Regions from separate parts of the Homo sapiens genome. Here all the other regions are linked to region 3. A link is a loop called in an ENCODE intact Hi-C map of the cell type or tissue named here. Cell type or tissue: Calu3. All regions are shown on one strand.

Evidence for each region. Peaks named below come from ENCODE experiments on the same cell type or tissue, not always from the same donor. Only the 100,000 strongest peaks of a DNase experiment are listed, where the experiment ranks them.
Region 1: it touches region 3 in a loop (10-fold over the local background); 11 of 110 quality-filtered maps call a loop at or near these places.
Region 2: a loop joins it to region 3, with 12 times the contacts of the local background. A loop is called at or near these places in 68 of 110 quality-filtered maps.

The regions. Positions count from the first base shown.
Region 1 is chr14:25,399,054-25,403,053 of GRCh38, forward strand. All of the region lies in intron 2 of LOC112268135 (a long non-coding RNA gene), which reads left to right. Among named protein-coding and RNA genes, the nearest start is that of LINC02286, 240 kb to the left of the region's middle. In Calu3, CTCF peaks have their summits at 1,771 (motif pointing left) and 1,991; a DNase peak (open chromatin) is centred at 1,758.
Region 2 is chr14:25,149,042-25,153,041 of GRCh38, forward strand. All of the region lies in intron 2 of LINC02286 (long intergenic non-protein coding RNA 2286), which reads right to left. Among named protein-coding and RNA genes, the nearest start is that of LINC02286, 5.2 kb to the right of the region's middle. In Calu3, a CTCF peak has its summit at 2,082 (motif pointing left); no DNase peak of the experiment used is centred here.
Region 3 is chr14:24,733,557-24,737,556 of GRCh38, forward strand. No RefSeq gene overlaps it. Among named protein-coding and RNA genes, the nearest start is that of GZMB, 100 kb to the left of the region's middle. In Calu3, no CTCF peak of the experiment used is centred here; a DNase peak (open chromatin) is centred at 1,565.

The sequences.
Region 1 (4,000 bases), 670 kb after region 3:
CTAAAGAGTCAAACGAGGACATGCAAACCCAATTAGTACTCACCCCTTCCGAAAAGGGCCATCTGGAGGCTCAAATCTTGTGTCTTAAAAAATTGGCAGCTTTCTTCTTAGAAAACTACATTTGGTGGTGTTTAAAGAATTCATCCAATGTGGCTTGAGTTTTATGGAGCTCTAAACATTTGAGCAATATTTGGGAAAATGGCAAGCTTAAAATGTTTCTGAGTAAATCTACAGCTATAGTTTTTTTTCCCCCACTCCTGAGTCCTAAGGATGAGTTTTCTGAGTAAAAATGGAATTATAGATGGACTAAACAACTAAATAAAACCTTCGGCTTTGTGGAAAACTTCCAGGGTAAGTTAAACAGTCCATTTAAATTATTTAATGCTCCTTATATAACTAAATTTTTATGTATGGCACCTATGACCTTTACTGTGTAATGTCTTGACAAGATAAGCTACTAGAAAAATAACTCAGTGAGGAGTGAATGTTTATAAGAATTTTTAATTGCAAAGAAGCACAAGGGTCTTTGCTTTGAGGACAAAGGGTTATTGAGAGGTCACCTGTGTATTTTCTTAAGAATCTTAAAAGTCCACCTGTATTGAATTTTTTAAAGCCCTCTATTCATGTGGAGATCTATCTGCAAACCTCATGGTTAAGTCCAGATTTGAAAAATAGAATGCCTACATTTAGGATCAGGAGGTAAAATGAGATAAAGTGAAATAAAATAAATTTGAGGGGAGCACAAGTTTTTACTTTGTCATTCTCTGAAATACCTATAGTTACTACGGAACTATGAATTCTTGGAGACCCCTAAGGCATTTTAAAGTGTGTTCACTAAATTCATTTGAAGCATAAAAGGTAGAAATTTCATCAACCTTCCTCAGTTTTCTGCTCTACAACCAACACTCAAGACTTCTACATTTCCTCGTTACTGGTTACCATACTCATCGTAAGTGTGCCCATGCCACTAGTGCTTAAGTGTGTCCCTCTTCAAAGCATGAACAAGGTATTCCTTGTTTCCCGAGAACTGTGTGTGTTTATGGGGGAGAGGCAGCAGTATTTAAAGGACATGAGGGGACATTTCTCATTCATCCAGGAACTACTGTGTCTGGGAGGGGGGTGAAGGGTGCCGCAACAACTTTAAGGTTAGTTCTAAGCTTCACAGAAGCATCCCTGGTGCCATCAGTGACGCAGGGAGACTAGTGTTATTGTTGAGGTCACCAATCCATTAGCTACAGAGATAGTCTTGTAGGTGAGAAGTTCAGCTACTTTTCACTTGACTCCAGTTTCTTCTGCTTCTAGCCACAGATACGGTGACTTTCACCCTCACTTAGCTCTTGTTGAGTGGTACGAAATTTAAGGAGGTAACCTGTCTGGGTACTAGATATGCTGATTTCCCTCTTCTTTTATTACTTTAGTGACATGGGAGGTAGGGTTGACGTGAGCTGTAAGAACTGAATAGGTCTGAAAGGATCACTTCCACATGGTAGAATGCTGGCTATGCAGGGTTCAATCGGGACAGCAGCAGAAAATGAAGTATTCTGGTGATATATGATTTTTTTTTTCCTTAAATCAAGACCACAATTTGCCGTTGGTGAACTTTGACTGATGTGTTATGTAAGCATCCAGATTTCTATTAAGATGGCATAGGACAATTATATCAAATTATAAGAGGACCAATTTTAGTCATTTGATTGTTGTGAAGATAGGAAATGAAACTTCGCGTTGACTACTGATAAGAAAGAGTGCCATCTAGAGGCGCTGCCTAGAACTCCACCTTATTCTCAAGAATCATCCTTCAATGTGACCTTCAGCTGTGTTGCTCTATAACTGTGGCGCTGAAGATTGATAATGAGCGAAAGGGAGAAGTACGCGCTGCCATATGGCAATAGACTCAGATATTATAAGGACTAAATTGTGTTGACACAAAGTGAGGGCTTGGTCCTTACTTCGTTCCTAAATAATGCCCTTTCTCCATCTTTCCAGGGATGCATCTAGTCACTTGACAGCTTTTATAGTACGGTAGTTTGCCTTTAGTCTTTATATTTTAAAGTTTTTTTTTCTATAACAGAAATAAAATGCTTAGAAATCATATTATTTTTCCTTTGTTAGGAAAAGTAAGTTGGTCAGGTGATTACATCGTCGTTTTTTTAAAGCTCTAAGAGGAGAAACTGGAAAATAAAGAGCAACATGGGAGGTGCAATGCCATCTCTCATTCTACTTTGACACATTTAATTTGACTAATTGTTAAGCCAGGCTCCTTAATCTTCCTGAGGATTAGTTTCTTTCCCCCATACTGAATCATACTACTTAATAGTATTAAAATAATTCCCAACCTAGTGCTGATGTTTGCTTTACAATCTTCAGGACCACAGTAAACCACAGATTTGGATAAGAGACCAGAAAGAGGTTCGAAGTCACACATGTCACCATTATCATGCTATAGATATGTGGCAGGATTTTCCTACGAAACCAAATAATACATCAATAATGACTTCACCATTATTCTGATAATATGATGGTTAACAACACGTGAAATAGTGGCCAAGGTAAAAATTAACCCCCATTCCCCGCGAAAGAAACACAAATGAAGTTGGCAGTAGACCCTGAAGTCTAGAGTCCTTGACTAACAAACTACTTCTAAAATGAATGGCTTTCTCTGCAACAGAGAAAACAGGCAGGTGTGTTTCAATTAAATATCTGCAGTATTGGATGTTTCTGTTGTGACTTTCACATAGGAAGTTTGGACAAATGCCTTTGTTCTTTGGGAAAAGTCTGGTTCTTACGGTAGATATTTCTGGATTCTGCTGTGATAGGTGAGCTAGAGTGAAGCAGTGAAGACTCCACAATTTTCAATGATAATCTTTTTGAAATTTGTTCAGGATGATCCACACCCCTCGAGATGGTGATTACTGGTATTTGGCTTACCAATGACACGTTAAAAAATGATTGTATCATTTGTCTCCAAACTTCAGTCACCAATGGTAAAAGCTCAGTTTGTTTGCCTCCTTCTTGCAGTTAATTAAAAAGAGGATTTTTATAGCCTCAAGTGTAGTGTAATTTATAACAGGCATTTCTTCCTCCTGTTTTTAATTACCATCTTTGCATGGTGATGTTGGACCTTTTCCCTTTTATTGACTACTAATGCATAGTTTCCCGAGACCAGCTCTATGGCTGTTAATTAGAAAATAAAGAAATTTTATTTATTTTTAACCACTTTCAGCTAGGCAGAAGAGTAGAATTGTCTGATGGGGGTTCATTTCCCCTTTATTTTTCCCCATTAAAAAGGCTATCTTCCCTATCAAATAATGTTTTCTACTCCAAAATATGTTATGGATAAAAGTTTAAGAAGACTGGAATGTGTGTCCAAATCTAAGTTATAATTCTTTTGTCACCCTGACTATTGCATTGCGTAGGCAAAAACGCAGAGTTTTTCAGTGCTCCCAGAAGAACTCTTGGCATTTCTAATTCATTGAATAAATACATGAATGTATTTCTTTGCTTGCTGATCAATATAACCCGATTCATGGAGGAGTGGAGAAAAGAAAAGCAAGAAGCAAAACAATAGTTACTTAGATATTTTGGGAATCTAGAGTTTCAAATAATTGAAACACTGGAGTAAATTCCTTGGTGTCAGCTTTGTGCAGCAAGTGTTAAATGGGTGTGTGCAATCAGTAGAAAGGGGTACTGCCACAGCTTGGCCATTGGCCTGTCTATTTACTTCAAGTTTAGAAGTGGAGCTGGAAAAAGTTTCAGAGGAGAGAATAATAGCACTGTCAGTCCAGGATATAGGGCTGCAAGTCTCTGATATTTGTATGCTTTCTTTTTTATTCTTTCCTTCCTTTAGAAATAAAGAATAAACCCAAAATGGCAGAGGAATTTGCTTTTTATTCCCACAACCATATCCCAAAGCAATCTTATAAAAATAAGGTAAATTCATCTTTAAGTGATAAATGCAACTGATTACTAGGATAGAATTGCCCATATTTCATGGAGCAAT
Region 2 (4,000 bases), 420 kb after region 3:
CTTTTGTACTTTTCTTTAGAGATGAGGTTTCACCATGTTGCTCAGGCTAATACTTTTTGAGTTAATTTTAATTTGATGTTGAAGCTTAGGGCCACGTTCATCTTTTTGGCTTACGGATGTCCAATTGTTTCAGCACCATTGTTGAAAAGTTATCGTTCCTCCATTGAATTGTTTTTGCACCTTTGTGAAAAAGTAACTGCACATATTTGTATGGGTCTATTTTGGGTTCTCCATTCTGCTCCATCAATGTATGTGTCTATTTTATCACCATGTAGCCTTGATTACTGTAGCTATATAATTTGAAATCAAGTAGAGTAATTCTTCTTGCTTTATTCTTTATCAAAATGGTTGTAGCTATTCTAGTTCCTTTGCCTTTCCATATACATTTTACCATAATCTTGTCTACATCTACAAATTCTCTTGCTGGAATTTTGATAGAAATTACATTTGACCTGTATATTGAGAAGGCTGTGAGTTAGGTTAGCAATTTGCAGAATCAATTTCCCTGTAACCATCTCCATTGTTTATTTGCATATATTAATATTCATTGACACACAAGCCAGTGTGTGCCTGTGTGTGCATGCATGTGTGTATGTAAAGAAAAAAGGGGGAGGGAGGAACTTCTTCCTTCTCCTGATTTGGTGTCATATGAGGTATAAGCAGCTCAGTGAGGGTTTGGGGCACAGGTGAAAAATCTACCAAATAAAATCTTTAGATACAACCATTAAGATGTGACCAATTTGGTTGAGGTATTTTGATGCAGGCCATTTAAAACACAGTATCACTGTTGTATTGCCAACTTATATTAGTAACGAATATCCCTGTGTCATTTCTAACCCCCATTCAAATCATGGAGGATTTTCATATTCAGTTGTGTTTATTTTTGTATTGGCCCACATTTTTGTCCTATGTATAAAGTTTAAAATTAATTTTTAAAAAATTTGAATAGGCAATGGATATATTCAAAATTTAAAAAATGTAATACATCATATAATACAATCACAAAAACATCAAAACAATATATGAAGAAGCAAACCTTATATTCTTATAGCCACACTATCCATATCCATTTAATTCTACCCCGCCCCCAACAGGTAACCACTTTTTAATTTGTTTATCATTCCAGGGAATAACCCGCATATATGTTTACATATACACTTAGAGTATTTACTTCAAAACACTATCATTAAAAATGTAAATAAATTTTGACTTTTTATTACTTTGTCTGACAGTAAATATGGTCTATGATCTCAGTTTGTTCCATTTTTAAAAAACACAATTTGTAATAATGTATCTTGAGAGTGAATACCCTCATTTGTAAAATTTTTGTTAAAACTTAAATCTTGGCAAGTTTTCCCCTCACTTTCTTACCTTTTATGTAACAATATTGTTAGATAAATCTGTTTAATTTTAAGGCCTGAAGATTCTTTATAAATCATGTAATCTTACTCAAGACATTTTGAGATCAGGAGAAGAGAAGGAGTGTGTTCAGGACCACAGGGTCAATTTGTGGCAGAGCTGGGAGTGGAACAGAGGCCCAGTCCAGAGCTGCCCTCTGCCCACACTCCTGAATACACCCATTGCTGTGAGATGACTCAGATTTATTGTTACCATGGCTGAAATCCATTGGAAAAATGTTTCTGCCATTCATCTCAATCCTCTGCTAGTCATGTGGTTTATCCTTTATAAATGAGGATTTCTTCTTTTTTGTTGACAGTTTCATGATTTTAGTTGTTTCTGCTCTCTTAACATTTGCCCAGTTCAATGATTAATCCTCTGATCTGAGCCCACTTAGACTGGAGTAATATCTTGCCAATGAGAATGAGCAAGTGAATAATTGAAATTTTTATTAAGGATGAAATTTCTTTACTATGTTATATTTATTATATATATGATAGTTTCAACTTTCTGAGTCTCTCTTGTCAAATGCATTCTTTCTCATTATCTCCTTTATAAAATGTTTAATTTAAATGGTCAGTCTTCTGTTCTTATGCAGGAGAATGTCAGCCTGATCCTCAACCAATTAATACCACGTTTCAAGTTGGGTTTGACTTCTACTAACGTAGTAGTCTGACCCCTAGTGGTTATAAGAAACATCTGCACGGCTTGTAAGCAAATTTTGACTGAATTTTCTGAAAAGTGAATATCGGACAATGAATTTCTCCTTGAAAATAAATAAAATAAAAATAAGAGAAGAATTTTGAGTCCATAGAAAAAATAATAGGGAAGTTCAGGTAAAATCATGTTTCTATAAAAATAATTTCAAATCGGTATTTTTACTGATTTTTTAGTATTATGTGATCAGGCTGCACTTATGTAACACATTTATGGTGAACATAACACACTTATGTTCCAGGAATTCATTCTATGTTATTTATTGGAAACAAAGCTTGTTTGCCCCCAAAATTAATGTTTTGTCATTGTCCCAGCATGCCCTTTCTAGTCTGCGTAGAATTGGGATCAAACTTAGAGCTGGATGACATTTTTGTGGTCTGAAGATCAGAGAGCCAGAAAGGACTGGCCACAAAGTGAAGTCACAAAGTGAAATTATCAGTAAATCTAAGCAAACTCTGTCTTTCATGAGGCCCTGAGGTCTAGGAGGGCCTGAGTCACATCAGGAGAGTACAGCCTGCCCTTGATTCTTGGGAGCTGGGAGGCAAAGTCGTGCTGCAGGGGAGAAGGAGGAGGGTCTCAAGAGTGCAGATCCAGAAAGGAACAAACTGTAACAACTATAAATGCAGTATGTGCTTACTGTAAAAATGTCCAAACAGAAGGATATGAAGTAAAAGGTAAAAATTCCTCCTTTTTTTCCAGCCTGAGTTCCGCCAAAACCATAGCCTAGAACTATGTACTTAGACATGCAACCACCAGACATTTTTTTGTGTGCATGCATGTGCGCACGCGCACACACACACACACACACACACACACGCACTGTCTTATTTCACATGGGTTCATGTTATACATATTGTTCTATAAATTGATTTCTTCACTTAATAAAATATCTTGGACATCTTTTCAAGTCAGTATATTCTTATTGTCTGCCTATCTACTGTTCTGATACAAGAATGTGGGCTAATTTATTAACTATCCTTAAGTAATTTACATGTAGATGTTTTTAAAAATTTTCTGCTATATAACCAGTGTTTTAATAAACATCCTAGGGCTTGTAACTACAGACTTATACAAGTATATGTGTGTGTATATATATATATATGGAGTAAATGCCATTAAAATGAAATTTTAGGTCAAAGCTTATGCATAATTACAATCTTGACAGTTAATAAAAGCATATTTTTGAAATTGATATTGTCCCATCTCCCTTTCTTCACTTATTCCTTGTTCCTGGTGCCCCTTCCCAGGCCCTGATGGCTTTATATTTCTCTTTCCCTTAGTCAACCCTGCCCTTTGTCCTTTATGCACATCTAACCTTTTCTTTTGTGAAAAGAATGAAGTCTTCCCCTGTGAATTTCCTCCACTCCCTTTGCTCTGTGTAGATGTGCTGACACTTTTTTCTCTCCCTCTCTCTTTATGCCTCTCAGACAGCTGAGGAAGAAGCACCCTTCTAGCCTCCACCTGTTCACTTTTGCCACATCCCTTCTTATACTTTCTGAGCCCTTCTCCCATCAGGTATCCCTTAATGCTTCTTTAATCTCTCCTTTTTTACTTCTTGTTTCTACCTGGTTATAAAATGGTATCCTCTATCCTTTAAGCCATGTTTTCCATAGGCTGTCTTCTAAACACTATTTTAGGAGGTACTCAGTGGAAAAAATAATCATTTCGTCAAATAAATTTGAGTCATTCATATACTGTTAACTTCCTTTTGAATATTTAGAACTCACAGTAGCTTGTTAAAGGTGCTGAGAAGTTCTGCAGTAATGAAAAGACATCTGCTTACCTTTGCTTACTCTGTATATCCCTAAATTATTTTACCATAAAACCTACCCTTTCCCTTTTTAATCTTCTGTAATGTTTTTTAATATCTATAGATACCTTTTGG
Region 3 (4,000 bases):
GTGTATGTGTGTATATTATAAAAATAGGCAAAATTCATCTACGGCATAGAAGTTAGGATAGCAGGGATGGGGCTGTGGCGAATGACAGGAAGGAGACACAACGAGGTCTTCTGGGTGCTGGAATGATCTGTTTCTTGATCTGAGTTCTGGTTAGGTAGTTGTGTTCACTTTGTGTACCTTTCCATTTGCATGTTATATTGCAATGAAATTTTACTTTAAAAGAAAAAAATCACACATTGAAAATCACTCTGAGACACATTCATCTTTTTCGAAAACATACAGCCATTTCTGTACAAAATACAGCCACATAGCAAGCTCAATTCTACCACTGAACAAGCTACTTTTGATTATCATCTTAGCAGTCTTGATTATTAGTGTCAGTGGTAAAGCTTTGTACCTAGCTAAGAGCTTTTCTAGGAGAAGTAAGCATGATACCTGCAGAAATTTTCCAAATGTTTGAGAGCCTAGTATGAGTTCAGGTATTGTGTCAGTCGCCATGGTGAGAACAATGAGTCTCTGGCCTCAGAGGCCTCCTTGGCTATTTCTTTGTTTTTATTATACTTTAAGTTTTAGGGTACATGTACACAACATGCAGGTTTGTTACATATATATTACATGTGCCATGTTGGTGTGCTGCACCCATTAACTCGTCATTTAACATTAGGTATATCTCCTAATGCTATCCCTCCCCTATTTCTTGACTGTCTCACTCCCCTGCCTTTCTCCCCCCGGGCCCCATTCACATACTCTGCTGAGTCTACCATGTTGTGCCATCTCCCTCTCTTTTCTCCTGTGAATACATCAACTTTCTGTTTGTGAGACCATCCTGTAATGCAGTTGGAGGGCAATGGGGCAAGAAGGCAACTGAGAATTGGATTTCAGATATCGCTAATCATGTACCTATGTATGCCACCTCCTAGATACCATCTCCACCCCCACTCTGCTGTTCATCGCTGTTGCTAACCTGTTACCTGAAAACCTAGGCCACGATATGACCAGTTAACACACCAAAGTAATTTGAAGAATTATATGCAAGTAACAAGAAACATTTAGCGATCATCCAGAAGTGCTTACTAGTAAAGTAAGAATATGTCAGAAACATGCCTGTTGTTTAGGTACTGAGATAGACATTCTGACTCTATGGTTCAAAACCTGGGGTCCCTGGATCTCTGTGTAGGAACCAGGTCCTTAAGTTATGTGCAATATGTTAAAAAGTCACAGAAATTGCACACTTACCAACAATATTTTACAGGCTAGGTAAAGTATGAATTTTTATGTTGAACTAGAAATACATAACCTTTGTGTAGTAAGCTTGGTTACTGCATGTTGGTCACAAGTTCTGATTGGCAGTTTTCTATGACTTTAATAGATGCAAACTGGTAGACTAATAAATACGTAATAGACAGAGTTTTTCTGAAAGAAAAATTTCAAAATGTGACGTCTCTGGAGTTAATAAAATAATAAAACGGCTTTTCGGTAGTGAACAATGTGGCAAGTACTGATGTAGTTTCAGACATCTTGCCCTTCTACAGGACCAGCAGAGGGCGCTAGAATTAAATTATTCCCTTGATCCATTCTTGCTTCAAGGACTCAAGAAAAAAAAAGGTGGTGATGATTACAACGAGGCAGAGTCATGTGAAGATGCAAGAGTGACAACATACTGGGCTGGCAAGTCCATTTCATGTAATAACTTCTAAGGAATAGGAGGGGTAGCATGCAACGAGGAACAGTTTTTTTTGATGGCAGTTTTGTTTTTATTACAGTCAATAATTGCTCACAATTGTTTAGAACTAGGGCCTCCCTACTGTGCGTTCATTCAGGACATAGCTGAAAGAATAAGCCCACCTCTGACCCCCTGAAGTGTCATTTCATCAAAAGAGGCAGGTGTGAGTGTGTTGAAACAGTGACGTCTTGGCATTGCTGGGCTTGATTCCTCCTCCTCTTTCCATTGTTCCTCCAAGGATGACCCTGGAGGAATTATTTCTGGCACTAATAAGTAGGAAGGTGAGGTTCTCTTTGATGGGGGTTACAAATCTCCACTTTTTTCTCACCCAGCAGGTATTAGGAAGATGCACCCTGCCGTGCTATCCTGAAGAAAACCTCTGCCCCAGGAACAAACAGTCAGGACAGTCTGGACTCTATTATTTCATTTCTTCCACACAACTAATTGTTTGTTTCTAGAGAAACTGAACATGTGTCATCTTGTTTCACTGCTTTTGGTAACTACACATTTCAGTGATTACTATTCTACAGAGTCACACAGAGTTTCTTTAAGGCACATAACCTACTTAATTATAAGGATTCTTGTATTCATCACTTCTTCACATCTTCAATGGTCCTACTGTTTTCAACTTACTTGCTCAACCTGGATACTAGGCTTCCAAATTAATTTTATTTATTTGAACATGTTTTTATTTTATTCTTTAATTGACATATAATGATTGTACATATTCATGTGGTATGTAGGGATGTTTTGAGACACATAGTGTATAGTGATCAGATTGGGGCAAATAGCATATCTATCATCTCAAATACCTATTATTTCTCTGTGTTGGGAACATTCCTCTAGCTATTTAAGACTATATATTATTATTAAGTATAGTTATGCTACAGTGGTAGAGAATACTGGAACTTATTCTATCTATCTAGCTGTAACTTTATATGTAATTTTATATCCTTTAACACATCTCTCCCTGTCGCTCCCTTACCCCATCCTTCCCAGGCTCCACTATCCTCTGTTTAACTTTTTGTTTCTATAAGATCTACTTTTTTTAGCTTCCACATAAGAATGAGAACATGTAGTGTTTAAATTTCTGTTTCTGGCTTATTTCACTTAACATAATGCCCTCCAGTTCCATCCATGTTGCCTCAAATGAAAGGATTTCTTTCTTTTTTTATGGCTGAATCATATCCCATTGTGTATACAGACTACATTTAAAAAGGCATTCATCTGTTGTTGGACATCTAAACTGACTTTATATCTTGGCTATTGTCAATAGAGCTGCAATAAACATGAGGATACAGATGTCTCTTCAAATATACAGATTTCCTTTTTTAATTAGTCCATTTTCACTCTGCTGAAAAAGACATATCCAAGGCTGGGCAACTTATAAAAGAAAGAAGTTTATTGGACTCACAGTTCTACATGACTGGGGAGGCCTCACAATCATGGTGGAAGGTGAAAGGCATTTCTTACGTGGTGGTGGCAAGAGGGAAGAGCTTGTGCAGGGAAACTTTTGTTTTTAAAACCATCAGCTCTTGTAAGACCCATTCACATTATACAGCACATAAAAGACTTGCCCCCATGATTTAATTACCTCTCACCAGGTCCCTCCAACAACACATGGGAATTCAAGATGAGATTTGCGTGAGGACACAGCCAAACCATATCATTCCACCCATGGCCCCTCCCAAATCTCATGTCCTCACATTTCAAAACCAATCATGCCTTCCCAACAGTCCCCCAAAGTCTCAACTCATTTCAGCATTACATCAAAAATTCATAGTCCAAAGTCTCATCCAAGACAAGGCAAGTCCCTTCCTTCTATGAACCTGTAAAATCAAAAGCAAGTTAGTTACTTCCTAGATACAATGGGGGTACAGGTATTGGGTAAATAAAGCCATTGGGTAAATACAGCTACTCCAAATGGGAGAAATTGGCCAAAACAAAGGGGCTACAGGCACCGTGCAAGTCCAAAACCCAGCTGGGCAGTCAAATCTTAAAGCTCCAAAACGATCTCCTTTGACTCCATGTCTCACAGCCAGGTCATGCTCATGCAAGAGGTGGGTTCCCATGGTCTTGGGAAGCTCTATCCCTGTGCCTCTGCAGGGTACAGCCTCCCTCCTGGTTTCTTTCATGGGCTGGCATTGAGTGTCTGTGGCTTTTCCAGGCACACAGTGCAAGCTGTCTGTGGATCTACCATTCTGGGGTCTGGAGGATAGTGACCCTCTTCTCACAGCTCAACTAGGCGATGCCCCAGTAGGGACTCTGTGTGAGGGC